Regions from separate parts of the Mus musculus genome. Here region 2 is linked to region 1. The links are chromatin loops, found by intact Hi-C in ENCODE. Cell type or tissue: heart. All regions are shown on one strand. Each heading gives the region's core, and the rest is flanking DNA. Links, peaks and the distances in the headings are about the cores only. Region 1 holds the start of Tbcc (tubulin-specific chaperone C). Region 2 overlaps Bicral (BRD4 interacting chromatin remodeling complex associated protein like).

Region 1 (14,598 bases), core at 3,123-11,122:
CAAGTGTCTTGTCATGTGGAAAAGATAACGCATTCTGTCCCAGGGAGAGGGACATAGTAGCAACCATGTCCAACACGGACCTGCTGGCTCTCTCCTGCCTGTGCCTTCTGACTCTCCACGGCCTCAGCTCCCCATGTGGAAGTTTCCCATGATCACTAAGTCCTGTCTCATCCTTCCTAGCTACTGCTGACGCCTCCCACCCTCCTCTCCCCAGCTCCCACCTCTGTCTAGCTGATGGTCACTCCCACCACTCCCTCAGGTGGACGGTCTCCTGCGACGGTGTTTGAACTGACAACTGTTTGCTTCAGCTCAACCCTGAATCACACAGCCTGGGGCCTCCAGGCTGACCCGGTGTTAGAATGGGAAAGGGGGAGGTTCTTATCCAGCTCAAATCCCCCAGGTGAAGGTGCCTTCAAGATGTAGTGCAAAGTTTCTGCCATGATTTACAAGGACTCATGGGTGGGGGGCTCTGCTCACCTCCCAGACCTTGCCTCTGATCTCCACTTTGGGGAAGAGGATTCCGAATCCTGGGAAGGCTGGGTGTGGTGGCTCACATCTGTCATACCGGGATGAGGAATTCTCAGCCAGCCTGGGCTGTACAGACAGTTTGAAGCCAACCCGGGCTACACAAGGTCTTGTCTCAAAAAACCATTGATGGGAGTGGCTCCACTGTAGAAGATCTGCCTGCCACATACAAGATCCTGGGTTTAGTCCCTAGCAACACTTACATATGCCCAGGCTTCACTCCAAAGAGATTCAGGTGTAATTTCCCCAGAGAAAGAGCTGGTATCCCAATGCCATTAAGTCGCCGTGTGACACAGCAGGGCTGATAATGCTGCTCTGGCCAGACTCCTCTTTCCCACAGCTCTGGGTTCCCTGCACCTGCTTTGTGCGTTGCTAGGAGTACTGGAACTTTCCCACTTCTGGCCATGAAACCGGATCACCTTACCTCTCCTGTCTACTGCTATATTCCGGGCACCCAGCACCTGAGTGAAACATTTACCGAAAGAAACAAAGAAGTAGAGTAAATTTCCCCTTCACCTAGTTAGCCCGCCTCACACCACACTGATTACAGTTCTCACTTAGCTCTGCAGGAGCCCTGTCTACTGCCGCCGCCACACCTGCATGTCTAGCAGGGTGGCCAGCGCAAGTTAGCCAGACTTAAAAAGTGCAGCAGGACACATGGAAGTACATGGATGTCCTGTGCTGGACAAATGAGGGAATGGGTGGCTACAGAGGCGATGGTGGCACACGGGGCTGGTAAGGCACAATGGCAACGGCTTTGTGGCTCTGAGGTCACACAAGGAGGCTGAACGCTCTGAACAAGCCAGCAGACGCTTTACATAGAGAGACTCTATCAGCTTATGCTAGCATGGTATGGGGGACGACCAGAGCGAGTCAAGGCATAGACAGGGAGAGGGAACCAGAACAGAGAGGAAGGAGAGACAGAGACGCGCTATGCATGATCCTGACGTCAGACTGTGGCTGTGGCACAATTAGATGTGGCATTGGGATTAGACAGGCGATGGTGACAGCTTGGATGCCGGAAGCCTGGATTCAAATCTTAAAACATGAACAGGGCTTAGGTCCCTGGAGAACGTTACCTTGCCAAATGGGAAGGAGAGACAGACAAGAAGGGGGTTCAGGATAGAAAGTGGAGTTCTGCCTGGCCGATGAAGGAAAGGAGAGGAAATCTGTGAAGAAGGCGAGAGGTAGTGGTCAGGAATTTGCAAAGAACCATTGCAGTAAAATACTTTCTGCTACAAGCGGCTACGGGGCGGGGACCGTGAGGAGGACAAGGGCGCTTGCCATTCACGCCTGGCAACCTGAGTCTGAACCCTGAAATCCACAACAAGCCAGACAGGTGGCTCACATCTGTAACTCTGGCACTCCTAAGGTGATGTAGAAGGTGGAGACAGGAAAACTGTCCTGGAAGCTCGTGGGTTCATTAGCTTATCTGAAACACTGGCCCCCCAAACAAGATGGCGCTGGTGAAATGGGCACGAGTGACAACCTGAGTGTGTTCCCGGGAACCCATATGGGGGAAGTCAAGAACTGATTCCTACAAGCTGTCCTCTGACCTCCCTATGAACGCACAGTGTAAACCAAAGCGGGGGCTTGAGAGATGGCGCTGTGGTTGAAAGTATTTGCTGATCTTCCAGAGTTCACTCTCTGGACTTCAAGAACACACACACACGCTCACGGCACACACACACACACACAGACACACAGGCACATGCATCCAGACACCAGTTTAAAAACTAAAGCTAGGTGGGGGTAGTGCCTGCCTTCAGGGGCAGTACTCAGGAAGCAGAGGCAGGAGGGTCCCTGAGTTCGAGGCCAGCCTGGTCTACAGAGGAAGTTCCAGGACAGCTAGGGCTACACAGAGAAACCCTGTCTACAAAAACCAAACCAACCAACCAACCAAGCAAACAAATAATAAAATAAAAACACAGTGGTGGAGAGATGTCTCGGTGGTTAAGAGCACACATTGCTCTTGAAGAGGCCCAATCCATCCATCCTTCCTTCCTTCCTTCCTTCCTTCCTTCCTTCCTTCCTTCCTTTCTCTCTGAGACAGGGTTTCTCTATGTGGCCCTGGCTTCCTGGAACTCACTCTGTAGATCAGGCTGGCCTCGAACTCAGGGATCCTCCTGCCTCTCTCTGCCTCCTGAGTGCTGAGACTAAACGCCTGCGCCACCACCGCCTGGTGAGGACCTTGGTTCTATTCCAGCACCCACAAAGCAGCTCACAGCTATCTGTACGTCCAGGAACTGCACATATGTAATACACATACACAAATGCAGGCAAAATTATTATTATTTTACTTATTCTATGTGTGTGAGTACACTGTTGCTGTCTTCATGCATACCAGAAGAGGACATTGAATTCCGTTATATGTGGTTGCTGGGAAGTGAACTCAAAACCTCTGGAAGAGCAGTCAGTGCTCTTAACCACTGAGCCATCTCTCCATCCCGGCAAAATTATGTTTTAAAATAATTTAAAGAATTAAAACAAAATCCCACTCTGCAGCCAAGAAGCATCCCATCTCCCATTCAAAGTGCATCTTTGCCCCTGTGCTTGGCCCCAGTGCCTCCAGTCTTTGAAGATGTCTCTTACACTGCATGCTATGTCTTATCTCTCTTCTAGGTTTTTCCTCTCGGCTCAATCCTTCCTTCTGGCCTCCAGACACACACAATCAAAACGGAACAGAGCACCTCGCTGACTTCTATTCCTTTGCTTTCTCGTCCCAGTCAGAGCATTGCCAGCTGACGCTTCTCCCTCTTTTAAATCTGTGTGATTATTTCCTAAGCCTTTGGCTCCCGGTGTATAGTGTATATCTTTTTTTTTTCTATTTATGAGTATATACACACACACACACACACACACACACACACACACACTCACACGTGCAAGCCAGAAGAGGTCACTGGATTCCCTGGAACCAGAGTCACAGGTAGTTATGAGCCACCTGACCTGAGTGCTGGACACTGAACTCTGAGCCTCTGGAAGAGGAGCACGCTACCCACTGCGCCATCTCTCCAGCCCCACTGAGTGAAGTGTGTATCTTTGTAACTTTGGCGGCCTTGGGGTCTCCCTGGCTTAGCTCTTTTTTTTCTTTTGATGTGCATCTTGTGTGTGTCAACTGTGTGAGGCTCAGAGGGCAGCTCTATGCAGCAGTCTTTCCTTCTACCACTCTGTGTGTGAGATCCTCGGAGGCTCGCCGCTGGGCTTGCCTGGCCGATGCTTTCCACACTGAGGTGTCTGTCTCACCACCCCTAGCACAGTTAGCTCTGATAAGCAGGCAGCAGATAAGAACCTGAGCAACGTCTGCCCGAGGCACAATGGAGGAAACTCCTTAGCAGACATCGTGTTGAGGGGGAGGAGGCAGCCAGGAGTGGGGGCCGAGGAAAAGCAGCTGCTTTCCCGTATAAGGACGGTCCCTTTGAAGAACAGGACATGCCCTCACAGCTGTCTTTGTACCAGAAATGTTAGCATTAGTGGTAGGAAGATTGGCCTACCCTCTGATAAGAGAGGACTAGGTTCCCTCAGTGAACGCGTCACAACCCAGGCATGCTCCTAGCTTGCTTGCTGAGAGGTAAACAGGTGACCGCTTCCCTCTGGCAACCAACCACTACAAAACAGGGCTCATATCTGCCTAGGTGCAGCTGGCTTCTGCCATCTGCCCAACAACTCCGAGAAAGCCCACTGAACAGCAAGGGGCCTCATTCCTGAGCTGTCCGGGCCCAGACCAAGGCTTCTTTCATTTAAATGCTTTCCCCATTCACTGATTTCCTGGGGCATCTAACTACGAAGATGAGAATCCTAATCCTTCTCCTTCTTTAAGAGATAGGATCTCTATATCGCCCAAGCTAGCCTGGAATTCTTTTTTTGTTTTTTAAGATAGGGTTTCTCTGTATAGCCCTGGCTGTCCTGGAACTCACTTTGTAGACCAGGTGGCTGGCCTTGAACTCAGAAATCCATCTGCCTCTGCCTCCCGAGTGCTGGGATTAAAGGTGTGTGCTACCACGCCCGGCTAGCCTGGAATTCTTGATCCTACTGCTTCAGCCTCCTGAGTGCCGGGATTACAAGCATGAACCACCAAAGCTTGGTTTAAGGTTCACTGTTAAGGCATTATAACATCATGTAGGAATTGGAAAGATGGCTCGGTGGCTAGAGCATCCTTATAGATGTTCAATTCCCATCATCCACGTGGTGCCTCACAACCGTATGTAACTCCAGTTTCAGGGGGTTCAAGGCTCTCTTCCTGTGGGTACTGAGCTCACATGGTGCACATACACGCAGGCCAATTACTCATATAGGAAGATAAAAAAGAAAGAGAGAAAGACAGAAAACCCTTGGGTGCTGGAGAGATGGTTCAGTGGTTAAGAGCACTGGCTGCTCTTCCAGAGACCCAGGTTTAATTCCCAGAGCATACATGGCAGCTCACACCTATCTGTAACTTCAGTTCTAGGGAATAAGACACCCTCACATAGACATACATGTAAGGCCAATCAGCAAAGCACATAAAACTTTAAAAAAAAAAAAGTCAAACCCAATACAGAGAACCATAAAATATACAAACCATTGTTAAATATAAGTTAAGGTTGGACAGACAGGCCGGGCGTGGTTGGTGCACACCTTTAATCCCAGCACTTGGGAGGCAGAGGCAGGCAGATTTCTGAGTTCGAGGCCAGCCTGGTCTACAGAGTGAGTTCCAGGACAGCCAGGGCTACACAGAGAAACCCTGTCACAAAAAAAACAACAACAAAAAGTGGACAGATGGGAATGCTGAACTGGTCAAGTGTTTGCCTAGAGCCTGAGCCCACATAAAGGTAGAAGAGAGAAACTCCTGGAAGCTGTCCTCTGACCTCCACTCCCGTGGTGTGGTGTGTCCATACTGCCCCCATAAATCAAACCAAATAAAACATTAAAACTCATAGCTGTTCTATCCTTTCACTTTGCAAGCTGTCTGCAAGATCCGTCAGCCTTGCCCTGAGAGCTGCACTTAATGCTGCTGCCCTCTGCATGCCTCCCGTCCTCCCATCACGGTGGGTACTTACCTTTGCGGAGCCAGGACCATCCTGTCAAGGACGCATCTCAACTCACTGCCCTCAAATGTTAGGAAGAGAAAGTAACATGGTCTGGCAAACGGTCAGCAGTTAACAACCTGCCTGTGGTTTTGAACTCAGAAACCAGACACATAGCTTGACACCTGCCTTGGCTCGCCTACTCCAGCCTGGGGATAGAAAACAATCACCCAGCCCACCAAGGCCACCTCACAGCCACCGTTCTCATGCCTCACACTTCTTTAATAATAATAAAAAAAAGCTTTCCCAATGGAGTCAACTGTGGGACCCTCCATCTTTTGTCCTTTGATGCTTAAACGTTAGGCTAAACAACAGACAATTTTCAGCACCTTCATGTCAAGCAGACGCTGCAAAAACCTCTCCTTAAGCAGAAACATAATCTTGAAAGGGCTGGTAACACTGGCTTCTACTTTGCAAATAGCCTACACTAAAAACCACTGATAGTCTCACAACAGCTTACAGTCCAAACTCCAAGCTCAAGAAACCTTTTACCAACTAACTTTGGGATGGGGGGTGGGAGGGTTGAAGAGTTTCTCTGTGTAGCCTGACTGTCCTGGATCAAGCTCTGTAGACCAGGTTAGCCTTGAACTCCGTGCTGGGATTAAAGGCATGCATCTGATGCCCTGAAACTTTCTTAATTAGAATGGAGCAGGCTCCGATACTGGGAAACTAAAGCAAAGCCAATGAGGGGTCGTTGCTATTTCCTATAGCAAATCAGTTTTCGTTTAATCTCCATAGGTTAAATCTATTTTTCATCTGGAGAGACGGCTCGATGGTTAGCACCTATGCTCTTTTATAGGACCTGAATTCCTTCCACCCACAGAGCAGCCACAACTACCTGTCTACTCCAGTTCCAGTGATCTGACGCCCTCTTCTGGTCTCCAGAAACACCGCATACTGCATCGTGGAGCACATGCATCGACCGCACAGGAAATACTCATATACATAAAAGACAAATAAATAAATCTAAAAAAAAAAAAATCTATCTTTCAGGAAAGAAAGCGGCTCTTACATTCCTTTCGGGGACCTGAACAAAGTCATCAGCTGTGTTTCAAGAGTCCAAAATTCATACTTTTGTGAAATAAAAGTGCTTTCAAAAAGTAGAAAACAAGAGCCTCATCTAGCTTGCCCAGGAAACAAAACTGACGAAAATAAGGAGCCTGCATAAGTGACCACCGACCGCCCCCCTCATCGGCGCTCTGTTACAGCAGGTATACAGACAAGAACACAGTAACATGTGATCTCCCACTCCAACCCTCCACCTAGGAAAGAATTTGCCACCCAGTGACACTTGTCTTTGATTCTGTAGTGTAATGCTTTCTCTTCAATCAAGATTTTGTGCTTGAGGTTTGGATTTTTTTTTTTTTTTTATGGTTAGGAAAGGAGGCAAATGGGACGTGAGGCTTGCAACTCAAGTCTTAATGCCAACTTAATTGAATGGCTCTCGTTTCCTCCCATCTTTATCTGCAGGAAAACGCAGGCATATTGGTAAATTTTCAAATGAGTATTTTGGGCAGTTAAAAAAATCCCAATTAAAAGAACAAAAATGGAGGTTGGCAACAAGGGCGGAGATGGGGCTGAAACCGAGAACTGTATGGGCCACCGAGTCCAGAAGGCACGGTGGCTGAAGGCAGCACGCGAGGATGCCACCCGAGTCCTCGGCGGCCGCCGCCTTGGGCTTCTGCCAGGGACTGCACGGTCTTGGCTGCCCACTCGCACCTCGGGTTGGTCTGGACTTTAGGCTAGGCTCGTTCACTTCCGGTGACAAATCCCTCCCACCACCTCTAGAAATAATGTACCGTTTCCCCATCGCCTTCCTAAAGACCGCCGGCCCTATAGGGAGAAGCGAGGCGCTCCGGCTGAGGGTCTTAGCCCCGCGCGGCCAGCGGTTGCCAGCTGCGCAGGGAGTGGCTGCCACCGCGTCAGGGAGCAAGACGGTGGGGGTGGCATGTCATCCTCCCCCGCCCCCCCTCCGACTGCAGCAATTGGCCATTAAAAAAAATAATCTGTTTTTAGACTCCCCCAGGAACCCCGGAGCCCGCTCCAGCGAGGAACCCAGTCTTTCCCATAGCGGTGATTTGCGCTTTCTTCCCGCCCCAGTAACTGCCCACGGGGACCCAGACGCCCCCAGGCCGCGCCGAGCTGCAGTGGATGGGGGAGGGCAGGAAGGATGAGGGTTACCGGGGCGGCAGGGACCGGCTGAGCAAAGAGGTGATGGAAGGGAAAAGGGAAAGGGAAAAAAAAAGAGAGAGAGAGAAAGAAAGAAAAAAACCCAGAGGCATGCAAGCGGTTCCCTGGCCAGCTGTTCCAGCTGCAGCTTCCTCCGACGCGGTCCGGGAGGTGCAATAACCCCCCCCTCCATCTTTCTCGCACTACCTGTCCCCCACAACACCACAAGCACAGATTCCTCCCCACCACCCTGCAGCAGATCTCCGGCCTGTAAGGGGGTAGCAGGGAGGAGCTGGGGGGAGGGGGAGGCCTGCGAGTTTCTAACCTTGTTCTTATAAACAAACCCACATGTGCAGCTGCCGCTGCTGCAACTCACCCCACAATCCCGGATATAAGTCCTGCCCCTTTAAGAAGAAAAAAAAAAAAAAAAAAAAAGCTTCACCCGACTGCCTCCCACCCCACCCATCCACCAGGACCTTTGTCTCCCCACCCCCTCCTGTCAGCCGGCCCCGCCCTCCTTCCCGCCCCTCCAACGCGAAGAAACCAATAGGCGAGGAGAATATGGAGGGAGCTGACGTCACCGCAGCTGGCCAATCACAGCGCGCGTTGGTGGGAGGCCTCGCGCGGAGAGCGAGCGCTCGGAGGCAAGGCGGCGGGGGAGGAAGCCTGGAGTCAAGATGGAGGGTGTGGACTGCTCCATGGCTCTGGCCGACGCTGCCGCTGGCTCCCCGCGGGACCTGAGCCTGGTGCCCGAGCGACTTCAGAGGCGCGAACAGGAGAGGCAGATAGAGGTGGAGAGACGCAAGCAGAAGCGGCAGGACCAGGAGGTGGAGGAGGAGAAGAGCGGCTTCTTCGCCGCCGCCTTCGCCCGGGAGCGCGCAGCGGTCGAGGAGCTGCTGCGGGGCGAGGCGTCGGCGGAGCGGCTGGAAGAGGCGGCCAACCGGCTCCAGGGCCTGCGGAAGCTCCTGAACGACTCGGTGCTCTTCCTCGCCGCCTACGACCTGCGGCAGGGCCAGGCGGCGTTGGCGCAGCTGCAGGCTGTCCTAACGGAACGTCGCCAGGAGTTGCAGCCCAAGAAGCGCTTCGCCTTCAAGGCACGGAAGAAGGATGCTGCGGGGACCGCCCAGGTAGACGCCGCACCCGTCGCCTCGGCGGCCCCTTCTCCACCGGTGACCAAGGAGGAGGAGGGAGCTCCCGGGGCCAGCTGGGCCTGTGGCTTCTCCAACCTGGAGTCCCAAGACCTGGAGAAGAGAGCTGAAGAGCTGCACCAGCGCGACGTCCTTTTGAGCGACCTGACCAACTGCACTGTCAAACTGTGTGGCAATCCCAACACCTTGCGGCTTGCGAAGGCCCGCGGCTGCAAGGTGCTCTGCGGCCCAGTGACCACCTCTGTGTTTCTGGAGGATTGTCGAGATTGCGTCCTGGCTGTGGCTTGCCAGCAGCTCCGTGTGCACACTACCAAAGACACGCGCGTCTTCTTGCAAGTGACCAGCAGGGCTATCGTGGAGGACTGCAGCGGCATCCAGTTTGCCCCTTACACCTGGAGCTACCCGGGGATCGACAAGGACTTCCAGGACTCCGGTTTAGATAGGAGCAAAAATAACTGGGACCAGGTTGATGATTTCAACTGGCTGGCCCGAAACGTGGCCTCCCCAAACTGGAGTATTCTTCCTGAAGAGGAGAGAGACATCCAGTGGGATTGAGCACTGGCCACACTCAGTGTGATGTCCCATTCGGTTTACCTGATATTGTCTTATGTTTGCGGTGATAGGGGTTAGAAATTGTTGAAACTCCCCTCCTGTGAGTCCTATTAAATTCATAGCAGTGTAACAGACTTTTGCTGGTTTGGCCTTCCCCTGCCTCCCTTTGAGTATGACAGCGTGAAGAATTAGGGGGAGAATGGAGGAGCTTTGAGGGATTTGCTGTTCTTACCGTTGATCACAGGGAGTGATAAAGTGGGTCTTCAATAAATAATAAGGATGTCCGGAGAATTCCATTAGCGGACGGTTTAAATGGAAGAAGTAGGCCCATAAAAGCTCCATTAACGGCTGTTTTCCTCCCACTAAAGGTTTGTTCTGTGTCTTTTTCAGCAAGGCTATGAAGACTCCTTCCTGAACCTCTGGAATCCAGTGTTGTGTTAGGGCTGAAGTTTTGAATGGCCTCCAAGAGGTGTAGGAGCCAGCTAGCTGTAAGACTGAAACGGTTAAAGTGGCCAGCTCCCCTCCCTCCGTCTTCCTTGTCGAGACATGGGGTCACTATACACCACTGGAACTCACAGAGATGCCCCTGTCTCTACCTCTAAGCATCTGCACCACACCCTGCTCATGTTTCTTTTCCCTCAAGAGCTACAAGGCCATTTCTATTCTCACCATGTTCATGTGAGAAAACAGGTGGCATCAGGTCACCGCTCATGTGATGTGCTGCTGGAATTGGAAAGTAGGTGTGGACTCATCTTTGTGTTTTGTTTTGTTTTTTTTTTGTTTGTTTTAAAGGTGAGCCCCCATCCTAGCCCATGTTAACCTGGGACTCACTCTGTAGGCTGGCCTCAGAACTCAGCCTCCTGAAGGCTGGGATTTGGAGCCTGAGGCTTCACTCCCCGTGGTGCCCCATCTCTACAACACACTCAATAGCACTGAACTGGGAAGAGAGCTAAGCACAGGCCACATTAAGTTGCCCGTCATAGCCATGCGGCTAGCGGTCATCCAGAGGTCAGTGTGCTGAGTGAAGTTCCCTAACACCCTCTCTTACCGCCTTGTTCCCCTCCAGAAACCACTCCAGCAGTATTACTTGCAGCATTTACGTTTTTTGCTTTGATTTGCTTTTGAGAGTGGTCTCACTGTGTAGCCCCAACTCTGGCACTTGCTGTCGCAAAGATACACTTGGCTGTCCCTCAGTAATGAGGTTGCAGGTGTATCTCCCTGTATCTAGCCTGGGAGTTCATTTTAGGACGTGACTGTTTTAGGTTTTAATATGCCTTTAATGCCTTATGTTTGATATATCTATATATATATATATACTGTCTCCAGAAGAGGACTTACAGTAGCTTCTTGGGAAAATGGACTGACAGGATGTCAATAAGTATAGGAAGGGGCCTGGGTGGCCTCAGACGACAGCACTGTTCCTGAGTCAGAAAAGAGCCAGAGTTTCTTCCCCTTACCCACTAGCTGTGGAAGGGAATGCTAATAGTTTCAGGATGTGCAGCATCTACTAAGGAGAAACGTCAGTTACTTAAAAGGATAGCAACAGGAGAGGGATGCACGGAGCAGTGTTTTCGTCAGAGTCGGTCAGTCAGCTGATCACTGCAGGAAGCAACACACCAGTAGCATACGCTAAGGGCCCTGCAACTACTCACTACATTTAGAGAAATTCTGGTGTTGGTTAATTCTGGCATTTGATCTCCATTATCACTAGGGGGAAAAAAAAAAACAAGAATAAAAGTTAAAAATATTGGGAGCCGCCAGTGGTGACACACGCCTTTAATCCCAGCACTTGGGAGGCAGAGGCAGGTAGAGCTCTGAATTCAAGGTCAGTCTGATCTACAGAGCAAGTTCTAGGACATCCCGGGCTACACAGAGAAATCTTTTGTTTTTTTTGAGACAGGGTTTCTTTTTTTGTTTTTGAGACAGGGTTTCTCTTTGAAGCCCAGGCTGTCCTGGAACTCACTCTGTTGACCAGGCTGGCTTCGAATTCAGAAATCCACCTGCCTCTGCCTCCCAAGTGCTGGGATTAAAGGCGTGTGCCACCATGCCCGCCTGAGACAGGGTTTCTTACACAAAGAAATCTTATCTTGAAAAACCAAAATAAGGAGAAAATGAGTCAGTAATTAGAGTGCTGGGGCTGAGATGGCTCGGTGGTGGCCGAGGACCAGCCTCAGTCATTGGAGGGTCTTAAAAATGGTAGGATTGGAGATTTGCTACTGTGATGCGGAGTAAGTTGGACTTACATAACCGAGGAGGGTTACCCTCAGTGGGAGGTGCAAGCCGCTGAACAGCTCAACAGAGACAACACGCGGAAGATATCTAAGCCCAGACAGAAGCCTTTGAACAGGCATGCAGAGGCTGCTGCAGCCATGTCCAAGGGGCCCAACTATTGCTTGAGATGGCAGCAGAACGTGGCATTGTCCACATGGTCCTGTCAGACATACAGAGTGCTGGGGTATGGGATTATGGCGGCTGTCACCGAGAGTTTTGAGAAAGGCTTATGGAGCAAGAAAATCTAACAGGAATGACTCCTCAGTGAAAGCAAAGAAAATGGAATTAACACCTTCTGGAATTGGAAAGATATATAGATTTTTAAAAGTGAAAACATGAACTAGGTATGGTGGTACATACGTGTACTACCAACATAGGCTATATAGTAAGACCCCTTTCTCTTACACATATACAAAAGTAAATAAAATCATATATCTGCATAAGTAAAAAAAAAATGGTAGGATTGAATTGGCATGAAATCAGTCTCAGGCAAGGATGCAGGTGCCAGCTGATGGGTGACTCGTCCTGAAGCTGCGCTCAGAAGCAGCTTTCACGGTTTTCTCTCTCTGAGTGCATCTCAGTCTTTTATTGGCTACACACTTCCTTGTTAAGTAATAATTCATAATCAAAAGCCTTTTCATTATTTTCCTCAGACCCATTGTTTTTCCTGAAAACCCCCGTGTAACTATGTCACCGAAAAGCACAGCACACACATAAAGTCACAATTCAGTCTCTATAAAGCAAGTTAGACGTTAACTCTTAACTCCCCGAAAAGCCCCCGTATCACAGGTCATCCAGGCATAAGCTTGTGGTTACAACATTAGCGGAAGAACAAAGTGCTAGCAGGTCAGGGTGACGTTAATGTTTTTAACTTGCCTAAATTTGTAGGATCTCTTCCTCCAATTTATTGAACTCATCCAAATGTTACTTTTCAAACTCTTCCATGTGCAATATTAATTCCCCTTGCAGCTTCTCCCAGGGCTCCCTCACAAGCCTGAATTCTAGCTCTTAGAATGGGTACCCTAGTTTCCTTGGGCAGGCAACACCAGGGGCTCAGATCAGTGTGTTCCCATCTCTCCAAGAAGGTCAGTTCACTAATCCAACAGCCCTGCCCCCCCACCAAGGTCCCAACTCTTCTGCCCACCCCTTTATGTCATTATATGTATATCTTCCAATTTTGCCCAATAATATTTCTGGATCAAGCTTTGTATTATTAGAGCTCTCCCCTCATGGGGGCTTTCACCATTGCTCAGTGGTCCAGTAGACCCAGCTATTTCTTCTATCTTGTCCCTTGAAGTCTCTGGACATTCCTGTCTTTAGTGACCCAGGTCCAGTGTTCCCTTTCCTTGGCATATTCAATTCTCTTTTTTTTTTTCGAGACAGGGTTTCTCTGTGTAGCCCTGGCTGTCCTGGAACTCACTCTGTAGACAAGGCTGGCTTCGAACTCAGAAATCCACCTGCCTCTGCCTCCCGAGTGCTGGGATTAAAGGCGTGGGCCACCACGCCCGGCATATATTCAATTCTCTTAACTACTAAAGCTTCAGGCTTCTCCAAAACATTTCCTGCTTCAAATATTTCCTGGCATAACTTCATCATCATCATGAGTTGGCTGGAATTTCCCAGGGAACAATTAAGGCAGTCAGCCTCCGCATCCGGAACCCCTTGTCCAGATACATCTGGGTTGGCTGCTTGAATGGCCTGGACCAGAGCAGTTTGTTCCTAACAGACATCAGAGCCATCTCCTTCTCTAGTAACACCCTCAACCCCTTTCCCAGAAACTTCCCAGAGTTGTATTTAAGGACGAATATGGTATAGAAAAAAAGCTAAACAGACGCGCATACAAGAAAAAGAGCCACACTATCTATACAACAGAGAGCCACAACCAGGTTGCCCCAGCAAGCGGTCAGAGGGCTTGCTGTGTAATCTTGATCTTCGTCAGGGAGGCAGAGACAGGAGAGTCAGGGGGCTCCCTGCCCCCCCCCCAGTATAGCCCAGAGGTAGACTCCAGGCCCCGAGAGACCCCAACAAAAAACCTAAAGGTCAAAAGAGGAATATACCTCTGCCCTTAACATAGGCAGGCACAAGTGAGCTCCCACCGAGTCCACTAAGTAAATACAAATTGCCTTGAAATCCCTTAGGTCTTAGAGATCTGTCATTTGTTTTGTTTGTCCTTCAGACAGGGTTGTATGTAGCCCAGGCTAGGCTGGAACTCTTCATCTCCCTGCCTCGACCTCCCCAGTATTGATATCACAAGCATATACCACTACGCTTGGCCACAAAGCAGCAAGTTGTAATAGACAAGACAGTTTGAACCATAATCGGTGCTGGCTATCTTAGCTTTCCCTACTGTTCAGGGTCCTCTGTGCCTCCCTGAGAGACACCTGGTCTTCATGCCACCTGTTTCACAGCCTATGCCCGTGACTCGGCAAACCTCACCGTTAACATCCTTCACAGCGCCCACATGGCAGTTAACAAACTAACTCCAGCCCCTGGCCGAATGTGACCTCCTCTTTTGGCCTCTCTGGGCACTGCCTGTAAGTGTGCAGAGGCTCAGGTGCAGGCAAAACAGCCATATACACACAGGAAAAGGGGGAAAGGGAAATACAAGAGGATTAGGGAAAAATTAATCTCCCTGCTTGACCTTGGACCTTTGTGTATTTGAAGACAAGTCACTTTCACTATCAGTTTTCTTCTTGCCTCTACATTATAAACCCTGAATAGCCTTTTCTTCCCAGTGGAAGCACATATACTATCCTGCCCCTTTCCTACGGGTACACTAAATAACAAGTGATGTTAACCATGGTTTTACAAGGGGAACCTATGATTCACTTCATCAGCATCTAAGGAATATTAAAGTTGTCAACAAGCTG
Region 2 (14,598 bases), core at 3,543-11,542, 80 kb before region 1:
CAGAGACAACTTAAGAGAGGAGAATCTTCTTCAAGTAGCCCAGCTTCCTGGGCCAGCTTCCACACAGGAAGCTGTATGCAGAGGAGGTACCTTACCAAGTGAGTTACAAGCCTACTCCCCAGTGTTTCTTTTGGGAACTAACTGCTCTGAAAATAAAAGTTCCAGCTTCAACCTGCTTCCTTCCTGAGAGCAGTGGACTTTGTGGCAAAGGGGACAACCTGTCTCTGAGTGATAGAGTTAATAGACAGGTGTGAGGACCCCACCACTTCTCCCAGAACATAAAGCAAATGGCAAAAAGGCACACACGTTAGCTGCCTGGAAGGACAGAAGGGCTTGGAGGAGCTATGTCTGAGTGAAGAGTTGGGCTTTGCCAGGTTCCAGAAGCATTTGTGAGGAGCTGAGGTAGAGACCACAGTGGCTTCCCTGAAGGGAGAAAGGAAGAGGCGGCTTCATCTAGAAAACTAGACAGGATGCACAGAGCACCCATCACACCTCCGATCCTGAGCTACAGGGATGGAGGCTAAGATGGAAAAAGAGGGTGCCATCTAGTTGACACCGGTATTCAGGCTCTCATCACGCAAGACATGACAAACTGACAGAGTCATCACAAACTATTTTACCAAAGACAGAGATTTCAGTTCCTCAGAAAAGGGCTAGAAACAGATCCTCTAACACTGGCCTTCTGTGGCTCCTGGTCCATACCCAGCGTTCCTTCCAGACTTCTCCATTCCTCTCAGTCCACACAGTGTATTTATGAATGCCTTAGCCAAGGCAGGCCTAACCTTAATGTTAAACTGTCAGAAAAGAACAGCTAGGCCTGGGGGCTCCTGCCTGTAACCCCCGCCCTGACTCGGGTAATTACCCTGAGTTCAATATCATGAATTCTGGCATGGCCTGGGCTTCAGAGTGAAGCTTTATTTTAACAACCAAAATGACATCACAGCCGGGCGTGGTGGCACACGCCTTTAATCCCAGCACTCAGGAGGCAGAGGCAGGCGGATTTCTGAGTTCCAGGCCAGCCTGATCTACAAAGTGAGTTCCAGGACAGCCAGGGCTATACAGAGAAACCCTGTCTCGAAAAAACAAAAACAAAAAACAAAAACAAACAAACAAACAAAAAAAAACAAAAAAACCAAAATGACATCACAACTGGGGACAAAGAGACCCTGAAGCGGTCAGGAGCACTGGCTGCTCTTGCAGAGGATGTGGTGCGAGCCCCAGCATTCATGAAGCGGCTCATGACCACCTGTAACTCCAGTTCAAGGAGATCTGTGGCGCAGGCCTTTAATCCCAGCACTCAGGAGGCAGAGGCAGGTGGATTTCTGAGTTCAAGGCCAGCCTGGTCAACAGAGTGAGTTCCAGGACAGCCAGGGCTACAGAGAGATCCCTGTCTTGAAAAACAAACAAACAAACAACAACCCCCCCCCCCCCAAAGGAGATCTGACGCCCTCTTCTGGGCTCTTTGAGCATCAGGCATGTATATGTAGGCAAAACAACCATATACATAAAAGTTTAAAAATATTAAAAAAAGACAAAGTAGAGGCAGGCGGATTTCTGAATTCGAGGCCAGCCTGGTCTACAAAGTGAGCTCCAGGACAGCCAGAGCTATACAGAGAAACCCTGTCTCGAAAAAACAAAAACAAAAAAACAAAACAAAAAGACAAAGTAGGTGATGGTAGCACATGCCTTTAATCCCCACTTGGGAGGCAGAGGCAGGTGGATCTCTGAATTAGATGCCAGCCTGGTCTAAAAGAGTAAGTTTTAGGACAGCCAGGACTATATAGAGAAACCCTGTCTCAAAAAACAAACAAAAAACCTAAAAACAAACAAATAGAACAAAAAAGAAGACTAGGTGTTGGAGAAAGGAGACTACAGCAAAGGAAGGCAGCAGTGAGGCCACAGGGGACGAGCCCGCTGCGGTATGGAGCGAATGCACTCAGACACTACTGGGATCACAGCAAGATACAAACTCCAGGGGCTGGAGAGGTGGTTCAAAGGCCACGAGTGCTTGCTGCTCTACCAAAGGACCTGAGTTCACAGCAGCTGAGAGTGTCCCTGTGGACTCAAATTCCAAGGAATCTAAAGCTCTCTTTTTGTTTTGGTCTCTGAGGACACCCCCATATATGTTGCATACACACACACACACACACACACACATACACACACAATCACAATGTGTATATATAAATCTATAATATATATATATCTTAAACAGCCAGTGACTTAAGGAGCTTGCCAGCCAGTCTGATGACCACAGTCCAACTCCAGGACCACAAGTTTGAAAGAGAGAACAACTCCCACAAGCTGTCTTCTGTCATGCACATGTATACTCACACCTTTTCTTTCTCTCTCACCCACACATTTTTTAAGTTAAAAAAAAAAAAAAAGCAGGCTGGTGAGATGGCTCAATGGTTAAGAGCACTGACTGGTCTTCTGAAGGTCCTGAGTTCAAATCCCAGCAACCACTTGGTGGCTCACAACCACCCTTAATGAGATCTGACGCCTTCCTCTGGTGTGTCTGAAGACAGGTACAGTGTACTTATGTATAATAATAAATAAATCTTTGGGCCCAAGTGAGCAGGGACTGAGCGAGTCGGGCAGACCAGAGCTAGCGGGGTTGAATGGAACAAGCAGAGGTCCTAAATTCAATTTCCAGCAACCACATGAAGGCTCACAACCATCTGTACAGCTGCAGTGTACTCACACACATTAAATAAATAAATAAATAAATAAATAAATAAATAAATAAATAAATAAATCTTTTTTAAAAGAAAATGCTAGGATGCAATTTAAAACAACTCAGAATGTCAAATCCTATCTAGCATGTGAGTTCTAAAAGCATTTTTATAGATGGCATAAACAAATCCACGTGAGACTTACATTCCATGGACTGCTATGGTATTTGTGATTTATATTTGTTCAGCTTCTAGTCTCAGCTACTCAGGGGCTGAGGCAGGAGGATCACTTTAGGCACATGAACTTGAGATCAACCTAGGCAATACATATAGCTGAGCAAGGCAGGACCTCGTGTTAGGCTCAGGCCAGTGAGATGGCCCAGAGAGAGGAGGAAGCCTTGGCTGCACACACCTAACAACCAAGGTTCCAGGGAGAGCTATGGACTGACTTCCACACGTTGTTCTCTGACCTCCACACAGATGCTTTGCCGTGTGTATGTCTACCTACACACACCACATGCAGGCCTTCACAATAATATACACACATTGGTTTTTTTTTTTTGTTTTTGTTTTTTGTTTTTGGTTTTAGTTTTGTTTTTTTTCGAGACAGGGTTTCTCTGTGTAGCCCTGGCTGTCCTGGAACTCACTTTGTAGACCAGGCTTGGCCTTGAACTCAGACACACCAGAAGAGGGCATCTGATCCCATTACAGATGGTTGTGAGCCACCATGTGGTTGCTGAGATCAGTCCAGCCAGGACTACATATTAGTGACCCATGTTCTGTGGTTCGCGACTCCTTTTCCAGGGAATCCAATACGTCCAGTTTCCACAGGCACCTGAACTCAGTGCCTATTCCCCCATCCCCAACACGCACACAAACACAATTAACAATTAAGGGTCTGAGAGATGGCTTAGCAGGTAAGTGTGTGCACTGCTCCTGAGTCTGGCTCCCAGCTGTCGTTTCAGGAGGGTTCCAGCTGTCTCTAACTCCAGCCCGAGAAGGGCCAGCACCTTTCTGGTCACTTACACTCACATGTGCTGCCTGCCATACACACATAATTTAAAAAGGAAATCTTAGGAAATAGGAGGGGCTGGAGAGACAGCTTGGCAGTTAAGAGCACTGACTGCTCTTCCAGAGGTCCTGAGTTCAAATTCCAGCAACCACATGGTGACTCACAACCATCTGTAATGAGATCTGATGCCTTCTTCTGGTATGTCTGAAGATAGTGACAGTGTACTCACATATATTACACCAATCAATCAACCAATCGATAAACATATCTTTTAAAAATGAAACAGAAAAAACATTTTAAAAAATATTTTAAAGGGGTGGATTTGGATCTGAGTGCTCACCCCTCTCACCTCAGCACTTGGGAGGCAGAGACAGGCTGTGTGGTTTAAGGACAGCCTGGCCTACACAAGAGCACCAGGTCAGCCGGGCTCCACAGTGAGCCCGTTGTCAGTAGGGAAAACTGGAAAGCTCGCAGGGGGCGGGACCCTGGTCGGCCGAGGGGAAAGTCCTCTGCTCACAATCGGGGACCATGCTGCACTGATGCTTTCTAATGCAGCGCAAGGGCCTTTCCAAATACACTGAGAAGCCCCTGGCTCAATTTAGTTCTCCAAGATTAGAAAGACAGGATTTGAAGTTTAATGGGGAAAACCAGGGCCTTAACTGAATGCGAAATTCCAGTTTGGATCTTGTAGACCAGCCAGTCTTGGTATATCCACACACCCCTCTCAACTTTGTCAGTTTTTCCTTCCCAGAATTCCCGATCTGCCTGCTGGACTCACCAAAGATTGGTTCACAAAACTTCCCAGTAGCCACACTGCTGGGAAAACTGCCTACCTGTACTCTCCCTGTACCCTGATGACTCTTACCAGGATCTACGAGCGCCAGACGCTTGTCCCTCGACAGGGAAGCTCTTTCCTCCTGGTTGAACATCCTGTCAATCATCACCATCTCTGCAGAGGGGTTGATCCTCTGAAATGGAGAGAGGCCAGTCACTTCAGAAGCGTTGACTGTGTCATTCAAACCTCTGGGCTTGGGTACTGAAGGAAGCAGGGGTAGGTGAGAGCTTGCTGCCTAGATGCTCTTGAGCTCCTTGCTACACACACATGTGCTATACACACAGGATGCTATCACATTTGCTGCTAATTTTACAACAAAGTCTCAAGGACAATCATCCTGCCTCAGCTTCCTGATTATGCTGGGATTATAAGCACTGGCAGCCACAGTCAGCTGTAAGTAGCCCCTTCGCAACAATAGAGCTCACAGCCATCTGTAATGGGATCCCATGCTCTCTTCTGGTGTGTCTGAAGACAGCAACAGTGTATTCATATACATAAAATAAATCTTTCAAAAAAAAAAAACAGAGCTCATTTTTAGAGACAGGGCTTCACTACAGAATCCTGGCTACCCTTGAATTCACAGAGATCCACCTGCCTCTGCCTCCTGTGGGCTGGGATTAAAAGAGTGTGCCACCATGCCTAGCAAGGTAGTCTCTTGTGGTGGCTCAGAAATTCCCTATCGGAAATGGCTGTAGATGACATTTGCCACTGTCCCTCCCAGCAATGGCTAAGTGTGGAGTTTTCCTTCAACCTTAAACACTTCTGCTGTGTAAACTCTGCCCTGGTGGGGAGTCCTATGAAGTCCTCGAGCCTTTCTTTCGCTGGGCCTTAGAGCTGGCTGAGCTGCAAGCAGCCATGCTAGGGGACACTTTACCATGGCGTCTTCTAGGAGCAGGAATCTGTATTTGTTCAGCATAGCTTGGGTCCTTTTGAGGAGCTGAGTGGCGACCTCTTCAAATTCATTGTCCACTTAAAACAAACAAACAGGGAGAAAACAGTAAGAGAATCATCCATAGACTGAGGGCCTCTGTTCCTGAGCCTGACAGGAACTCATCCCAACAGCCGATCTGCAGCAAGCTTCCCTCTGCTTAAGATCCTGCAGAGACCCGGGGTCCCTGTGTGGTAACAGAACTCCCTCTAACACAGCCCAGAAAACCAACATCGGATTACTGGCAGCTGCTGTAGGCGGGCCAGGAAGAAAGAGCAATGGAGTCCACTTTCTGGCTGACAGGCTCCCCAAGCCTCTGTCCCTTCACAGAAGCAGGTGGCAGGAAGCGCTGAAGCAGGAAAGACTGTCTAAGAGATGTCACATCTCCCACCCACGCTTCCTAGAGTCTTTAAAGATACTTGCAGTTGACTCTGGAAGCCACTCGCCAGCCCTCCCAGGAAGCCCCAGCTTGTGGGGAGATCAGAGGCTCTGGGAGGATCAAGACCATGGCAGTGGAGGATGGAGAGCCTGGCAGGCAGGAGGGAAAGTGGGGTAACACCAGAGCTCTACTATTGGACTTAGTGACAGAGAGCAGGGACAGGCACCGGGTGTGTGGGATTCTCAGAAGTTCCTAACCTTCCTAAAACGGATGTCCCAAGGCATTCAGCCAATGTCTTAGACTTGCTTGGGAGCCTCAGGGAGCTAACTTGTGTTCCTCACTGCTGCCCCTGTGCCAGCAAGGAACGGCATTTGGAGAAGCCACTCATGGATTATTAAGAACAGGGCCTACCTTCCTTACAGGCTGGGGTACTGAGAAAGCAAGTTATGCCTGTGATAAGAACAGCTGCCTGTCTCCCAGTCAGGGCGCTGCACTGTTCTTTTGGGCTGTGGCTGCTCACCTTGCCTCAGGTCTTCCTCCGTGGGCATGGAGCCCTGGCACACGTGGTAGGAGAGCAGTCTCTGCACCGTGTCATTTAGTGACCGGAACTGGCTTTTGTCGGGTGTCACAGCATGGGCTTGGTCCCTCTGTAACTGCTGGAGGATGCTTTAAGAGGGAGAGTGAGTGTTCAGCTAAGGCCACATAGGAAGCCAATGAGTCCAAAGGCGAGTTAACTACAGTACAGTTCTACAGGACAACGGACAGCATTCTCCACATTCTTATTATTGTTGGGCTATGACCCTGACCTCAAAAACATAGTTTTCAGCCAGGTGTGGTGGCGCACGCCTTTAATCCCAGCACTTGGGAGGCAGAGGCAGGCGGATTTCTGAGTTCGAGGCCAGCCTGGTCTACAGAGTGAGTTCCAGGACAGCCAGGACTACACAGAGAAATCCTGTCTCAAAAAAAACAAAAACCAAAACAAAACAAAAACCAAAAAAAAACAAAAAACAAAAAACAAAAAACCCAAAACAAAAAACAAACAAACCCGTAGTTTTCCCACCAGGCCTCAGTGTGGGTGTTTGGAGAGACCACAGCAATGGCTGACCACTGGCTAGCAACAGTCCAATAACAGTCCACATACAAGCGGTTTTTCTGTCTCGAGAGACAGGGGGCATTCTCTTCAAGAACAAAACAACAGTGTACTTTATCTGATCTATTTACAGGTCCTGATGAAAGCAAACTGTAGGAAAAGGTTTTCAAAGTAAATCAACAGCCCTGCTGCCTCTTTTCTTGTGTGAGGCTGCGTGAGTACCAAAGCACCAGCGCCCTGGCACCTATGGAGGTCAGAGGACGGCCTGGAGGACTCAGTTCTTCCCTCCCACCATGTGGGCTGCAGAGCCTGACCTATCTCTGGCCATCAGGCTTGGTGGCAAGCTCCTTTCACTTGCTGGCCCCAGTCTGGGCTTAGAAGAGCTGGCTGCTGTGTATGGCTTGCTTTATGTGGGTCAGAGATTGAACTCCAGTCTGAACTTTCCCAACTAAGCCATTGCCCCAGCTCTCAAATTCCTTAAAAAAAAAAAAAAAAAAAAGAAAGTTGTAGCCCTGGCTGGTCTGTCATTCGCAGTACATTTTTGAAAAGGCTAAGAAACTCAGCCACTATAACTGAGATATGTGGTATGTTTAGTGACTACAAAGGCCCTGTAGCACTCTGAGAAAACAAGAATTGAAATAGAACTTACAAAGCTCCTTTAGTCAGCTGTTTGGCAGCAGGCCTTTTCTGTCCTGGATGACTATCCACCTAACGATAAAACACAGGGAGAAAGTCACAAAGTACACTTATAGATAAAGGTTACTGTGTTCCAAGTTTTTCCTATTATCTGTCAACAAGGACTTTAAAATGCAACCCGCTGAAGACAGAGCCCAGCAAGCACAAACAGCTTCCTTGTAACAAAGAGTACCAAAGTTATATCTACAGAAAGCTGGATAGCAACTCTAGTTTTAGTTTTCCAAGACAGGGTTTCTCTGTGTAGCCCAGCACATGGGAGCAGAGGCAGGCAGATTTCTGAGTTCGCGGCCAGCCTGGTCTACAGAGTGAGTTCCAGGACAGCCAGGGCTACACAGAGAAACCCTGTCTCGAAAAACAACAACAACAACAAAAAAACAAAAACAAACAAACAAACAAAAAAACCCAAAAAAAACTCAAAAAGCTAAACATAGGGCTGGAGAGATGGCTCATCAGTTAAGAGCAATGACTGCTCTTCCAGCAACCACATGGTGGCTCAGGACCATCTATAATGGGATCTTGATGCCCTCTTCTGGTGTGTCTCATGACAGCTACAGTGTATTCATGTACATAAAATAAATAAATGTTTGAAAAGAAAAACAAAACAATCTGTTTTTTAAAAAAAGCTAAACATAAAATGGCTTTCCTACCTTTTTAAGACTAGTAGTGTGAAATGCTCTGAGATTTTATACACTACAAAGTTGAGTCAAACAGCTACAGAAATGCCCTATTTCATGCATTCATGATTGGTCCTCACATAAAAACAAACAAACAAAAAAATCTTGCCTTGCTATGGACCCCTGGCTGTCCTGGAACTCATTATGAAAATCAGGTTGGTCACAATTTGTGGGACAGATACCACTCTGACATGGTGACTGCTCTGATTTTTCTTTGTGAAGTGCTGGGGACTTGTGCTCATCAGGCAAAGGCTAACTACTGAGTTATATATACCCTGTGACACTTATTACAGACTGTCAGCCTGAGAGGAGCCAAAACCTTCTAGGAAAGAAAGCTCTGGGCTCCTGTATGAGAGCCCCCCCCACCCCCATACCATCCCAAGGACTGTACAAGGAGGGAGGGAGCACTGCCATTTTCTGTCCCCTGGCTGCAGACACAATTCTGCCAGCTGCTCCCCACTGCTGCTCTCCTGGTCCCTGCCAGAGACCACACTCACTCGCCAACAGTGAGCCAAACCAAGCTCATCCTTGAGTTGCCATTGTCCATAAGTACTCTGTCTTTCATCTGCATAACAAGCAAAGCTCTATAATCCTCAGCCCCAAGATCTCTCTCTCTCTCTGTGTATGTATGTGTGTCTGTACAGCACTTTTGGGGATCAATCCCAAGGGTGTACAGTCTAGGCAACTGCTTTACCCCTGAGCTATAGGTCTCTTCTTGTTTGGTAAGACCTCTGATTAAAAGCAAGTTTGGAGCCGGGCAGTGGTGGCACACGCCTTTAATCCCAGCACTCGGGAGGCAGAGGCAGGTGGATTTCTGAGTTCGAGGCCAGCCTGGTCTACAAAGTAAGTTCCAGGACACAGGACAGCCAGGACTATACAGAGAAACCCTGTCTTGAAAAACCAAAAAAAAAAAAAAAAAAAAAAAAGCAAGTTTGGGGAGAAAAGGACTTCTCTGGTGTGCACTCTCCGGTCACAGACCATCACTGAGGAAGTCAGGGCAGACATTAGCCGAGGCCTCGAAGAAAACACTGCTTGCTAACTTGTTTACTCCATTGCAGGCTCAGGTTTAGCTTTCTTAAACAAAAAATGGTGCCACCCATAGTGGGGTGGACCCTCTGACAAATATGACAATCAAGAGGCTCTCTTATAGACGTGCCCACTCTTATAGACAGGGCAATCTCATTTCCAGGCAATTCCTCAATAAGGCTTCCATCTCAGATGACTCTAAGCTGTAGGACAACCCATAATCCAGTAAGCACATCCATCCGTCCATCCCGTCCATCCGTCCGTCCATCCGTCCGTCCATCTAGTATGCGGAGGGTACTGGTGTGTATGTAGGTACTCACTGCTAGGTACTAAACCCACACTAGGCAAGTGCTTCACAACATCCCAGCCCTTAATCTATGATGGCTTCATGAGGCACCAGAAACATGTCAGGAACAGTTGAGAAAGACACAGCCTGGAAGCGTGATGTGACCAGGCCTGGCCCCCTGGGAAAGTCTTCAGCATTCACACTGTTGCAAGCACTTGGAGACAGACTAGTTGTGTGCCCCGTGTTAGGTACCAACGACAAAGCCTTCTGAGACTGCACACTCTGGTTAGAAACCATGAACGGAACTGCAAACCGTTTCCTACCTGCACAGCTGTCTGGCTCGGGGATGATCCAACTGAGCTTTCTGGTTGTGCCTGTGTGGCCCCCAAGGTCGCTGGCATAATTTTGCTTCCAGAATCCTGTCCTGTTAGAATGAAGGTAGAAGACAGGAGTCAGATCCAGTATGTGTGTTCTAAAAGGAGTTCTTTCTTTCTTTCTCTCTCTCTTTCTTTGTTCCATACAAGGTCTCATTATGTACCCCAGTCTGGCCTGGAACTTCTCGCTGAGTATCAGGCTGACTCTAATTTTACCATTAGAGACCTGTCCTGTTTCTGCCTCCAGAGTGCAGTGAGAAAAGGCTTGATCACCACACCCAGTCTGAAAGAATTTCTTGAAGAACACCGGTTGGGAGGAAGTTAAAGGGAGGCACTGATCTCTTGGCAGTGGAGGCAGAGGCAGGCACTATTAAACTCTGGTTTGGTAATAAATAGAACCTACTTAGTCCATGGTAATAAATAGACAAAGCTACCTGTAGTTTTCAGAAGTCTGCTTCTGAGAAATAAGTCAGCCAATGTTTGGGTAGCCTGCCCTCCCCTCCCCGCCCCCCATCTCTTCCACATTGAATCTAATGGCAATGTGGGTGTGTCCCAGTATTTTTAATTGCTAATGGCTGTGCTGGCAGAGTCAATTCTGGCAGGATGCTCTAGGGAACTGTTTACTATTATGTAGGGAATGGTTCCCCCTCCTATGCTTCTCTGAGATTATCATGTTAAAAAGCAAGCAGCAGCATAAAGGTCACACAGCCCTGAATGGTAAAAAGAAGGTTATCCAGCTGCTGACTGGTTCAGACTGGATGGATAAGGAATGTGGCTTTTGTAGAATAAAGAGAGGAAGGCTGAGGCTGGGGTAGAGTGCCAGGGTTGATCTAGGAGGTAGAGAAGCAGGCCAGACAGAAGCAGAATGGGATTTAGCTGGGAGGCAGGCAAAGTGGAGAGACCCGGATAAGTCGAGTTTAATAATAATAATAATAATAATAATAATAATAATAATAATATAATAGAGGCTAGCTGAGAGACTGCCCCAGTAAACAGGTCTTACACTGCACAGATGTCTCTGTGTCTTTATTATTAAACCTCAAGTGGGACCCCAAGAGCCCCACAATAAGCCTGCCAGCACTTCAGACCTCCAAAATACACTTGCAAATACACTTGCAGGAAGGGACGCGCTAGCTTCTGTTTTTGTTGTTTTTTGTTTTTTTTTTTGTTTTTTTTTGTTGTTGTTGTTGTTTTAAACCATGTGTTGAGCTGGTAAGAAAAGTTGCTATACTCGGTCTTAGGCCAAAGGTTGTTTCTACTCTGAGTAGGAATGGAGTCCAGCAAGTGGTAAGTGCCTTAAGACTGGATACAGCCTATAGGTGTCCAGTTTGGGGAGTGGGGCTTCCAAACATGTACACACAGACAGACAGACAGACAGCCTATAGGTGTCCAGTTTGGGGAGTGGGGCTTCCAAACATGCACAGACAGACAGACACACACACACACATACACACGCACACATAGCAGTGTGGGACTGGTCACAAAGTTCTGTGAGCCTTGCAGAGCCAAGGCCCATCACTTCTAAGAAGCACATTTTCTACATAACCTCCCCCCGCCTCCCCCCAGAAGGGGTTTCTCTGTGTAGCCCTGGCTGTCCTGGAACTCACTCTGTAGACCAGGCTGGCCTCGAACTCAGAACTCCGCCTGCCTCTGCCTCCCGAGTGCTGGGATTAAAGGCGTGCGCCACACTTTAGAAGTGCTTCTTTCTTTCTGAGTGATATGGTAAATGATCTATCCCCAATCAACGGTGCCCTACAGCCAGAGGAGCACACTCTATTCTTAGGGTGGGCAGGGTACAGAGAAAAGGAGCCATCAAGGAGAAAGGAGATTAGGTAAGATGCAAACAGAAACACTGTGCAAACAGGGAGGCAGGAAGACAATGCCATGCTCCAGGAACGCAAAAACAGGACGGGCAGACTTCAGGGCAGACTGCAGAACTTCCGTAGGGGTTTCCTGACCTGGCAGTGCGGTGCTCAAGAGCCCAGGGATCTGTGATGGCCTCAAGCCGTCTGTGGTCTTGGATGTGGGAATGGGGGAGGTCTGGTTCAAACACTTCTTCTGAGCCTGTAGAACAAAGAGCCAAGAGGAATGTTAATTTATTGTTTTAAGTCTTAAGAGATTGCTTTTTTTTTTCCGATTTATTTAATGTGCATGAGTGATTTGTCTATGTGTCTACACTGTGTAGGATGTGTGTACCTGGTGACAAAAAAGGCCAAAAGAGAGCCGGGTGTGGTGGCGCACACCTTTAATCCCAGCACTCGGGAAGCAGAGGCAGGCAGACTTCTGAGTTCGAGCCCAGCCTGGTCTCGGAAAACAAACAAACAAGCAAACAAAAAAAAGCCAAAAGAAGACAAGAGATCCTTTGGATCTGATTCACTTAAAAACTGTGGTGGTCTGAATGAGAATGGCCCCCATAGGCCCACTGATACTTGGTCACCAGAGAGTGACACATTTGAAAGGACATACATATCAAGGCAGCCCTGGGCTCCAGGCTGTCCCAGAAAGAGGCGCTTCCCTATATAATCCAGACACTTCGGTCTCCTTGTCCTCCCTCTCTCTTCCTCTCAGCTCTCTTAGTGTGCATGATTTCTTTCCCTCCTCCCCATGGTGAGTTTGCTGGGCCTTGGTCCTTGGGGCCAGCTTCTCAGTAAACCTGCATTTAATCTAATCTAGCTTTTTTTTTTTTTTTTTTTAATCTAATTGGCTCAATTCAGATGGTCGCCTTACTGGAGATCCAGCCAATCATGAGCTCTAACGTCACTGTTTTGATTCCCCGCGCAGCCCGTGTTTCCCACCATATCCACCACTACAAGGCTAGCATGAGTCTTTGATATTTCACACTCAAGTTAACACATTGGCTCTTTTTTGTTTTGGGGTTTTTTGTTTGTTTGTTTGTCTGTCTGTTTTGAGACAGGGTCTCACAAAGCACATGGTGGCTTCAGAACTACTTTGTAGCTGAGGCTAATCTTAAACTTCTGAGCTGGTCTCTACCTCCCAACCCCTGAGAGCCAGGACCACAGACAGGTGTGTCTCCACGCCTGGCCTAGGACACTGGTTGTTTTTTTGTTTTTTGTTTTGGTTTTTTGAGACAAGGTTTCTCTGTGTAGCCTTGGCCGTCCTGGAACTCACTCCGGAGACCAGGCTGGCCTCAAACTCAGAAATCCACCTGCCTCTGCCTCCCAAGTGCTGGGATTAAAGGCGAGTGCCACCACGCCTGGCGGTTGTTTTGTTTTTGAGACAAGTTATCCCTATGTAGCCCTGGTTGTTCTATGCTAGGTTCAAACTCAACGACATCTCCCTGCATCTGCCTCCTGAGTGCTGGGATCACAGGCTCACGTCTGGCATAACTCGGCTCCTGTCACCTAAGACCCATAGGATGCACACCTCACACACCTTTCCTATCCAACATCTTCCTCGTGTCCCCTGGACTTGCTTTCCTTCCCCTATAGCACATTGCACCTTCTCTCCCAGGCTTTCATTTGTGATCTCTCCTTTCTGGAACATTCACCACCTAGACCTTTTGTCTTGTTGGCCTTTGCGTCCCTTTGGAAGGTCACAGGTCAGCAGCCAGCATGAAGGGTCAGCAGGTAAAGCTCCTGCCATCAAGCCAGATAACCTCAGTATAGTCCCTGGGCCCCGCCCCGGGGCAGTGCGGGAGAAGAGAACCAGCCCATGCAAGTGGCCCTCTCTGATCGGCACACTCTCGCTGTGGCCTGTGCGGCCATACACTCTCACAAAATAAACAGTGGATGGTCCCAGGTCTGTCAGCATTGTCTTGTGCTGTGCCATCTTGTTAGAGTTTGCCCAAACCTAACACATGTCCACTTGGAATACAGTGTATGCAAGCTGGCTTCTCACTGATCCTGAAACAGGGCTCTATGTTCTAGGGCCTGAAGAGCGAGCGGCAGTGTTCAGCACTGAGCACAGACTGAGGTCACATCCTTAGTGTGCAGTAAAGTGAAAAGAACAGGCAAGGAGACAGGGAGGTGGGGGGGTGCAGGGAAGGAGCCCCAGAAGCAAGATGGAGAGGGCAGGCTGGTGCCACAGTGCAGGTTCAATAGCACCATGTGTCTGCCTACTCAGAGGACCTTGGAGCACCAGAGACCCTGATGCCGGCCAGGGATGTGGCCTCCTCCTAGGAGTAGGAGCTCCCAGAGGGCCTGGCTCCAGTCACCAGGCTAGCCCTTTGGGAGGACTAGTGCTCTGGAATGGAGCTGTGAGGCAGAGGCTGAACCCACATCAATCGCCATGACAAGGAACACGTGTCTAATGAGGTGACATGAGGGCTGTAACCGGCTGCGGGAACTGGCTGGGTCTGGGCCCTCCACCCCACTTTAGCTGCACTTTAGCGTCGCTTGGGAGCTTTTGGAAAATGTTGGTGCCTAAGGTCCTTGCTCCACGCTGTTGAGATCAGAATTTATGGGGATTAAGGCGCAGGCAGGTGTCACATTGTTTAGAATGTTCCCCACTTGCCTCGATTATGCAGCTAAGTTCCTCGGTTTTTTCAGATGAGAGAACTGAAGACAGGTTTAGCCACACGCCACCTGCTGACAGGGCACAGGCAGGGATGACCCAACACTTGCTTCCCCAGGAAGGCTCCCTGCACCTGCTGCAGAATATGAC

What was found. Peaks named below come from ENCODE experiments on the same cell type or tissue, not always from the same donor. Only the 100,000 strongest peaks of a DNase experiment are listed, where the experiment ranks them.
Region 2: it touches region 1 in a loop (2.3-fold over the local background); 5 of 42 quality-filtered maps call a loop at or near these places.

The regions. Positions count from the first base shown.
Region 1 is chr17:46,882,256-46,896,853 of GRCm38, forward strand. Tbcc (tubulin-specific chaperone C) reads left to right here and starts at 8,366. Exons shown (of 1, transcript NM_178385.3): 1 at 8,366-10,208. The coding sequence starts at 8,435. The coding sequence ends at 9,460. It also overlaps a transcript of Bicral not described here. In heart, for the core only: a CTCF peak has its summit at 6,469 (motif pointing left); DNase peaks (open chromatin) are centred at 6,456, 7,526, 8,366, 8,936 and 2 weaker places; H3K4me3 peaks cover 5,683 bases; H3K27ac peaks cover 4,953 bases.
Region 2 is chr17:46,802,000-46,816,597 of GRCm38, forward strand. It overlaps Bicral (BRD4 interacting chromatin remodeling complex associated protein like), which reads right to left. Exons shown (of 11, transcript NM_001100452.1): 5 at 11,934-12,039; 6 at 9,925-10,025; 7 at 7,569-7,627; 8 at 6,350-6,495; 9 at 5,397-5,491; 10 at 4,553-4,655. Among named protein-coding and RNA genes, the nearest start is that of Bicral, 22 kb to the right of the region's middle. In heart, for the core only: a CTCF peak has its summit at 8,140 (motif pointing left); no DNase peak of the experiment used is centred there.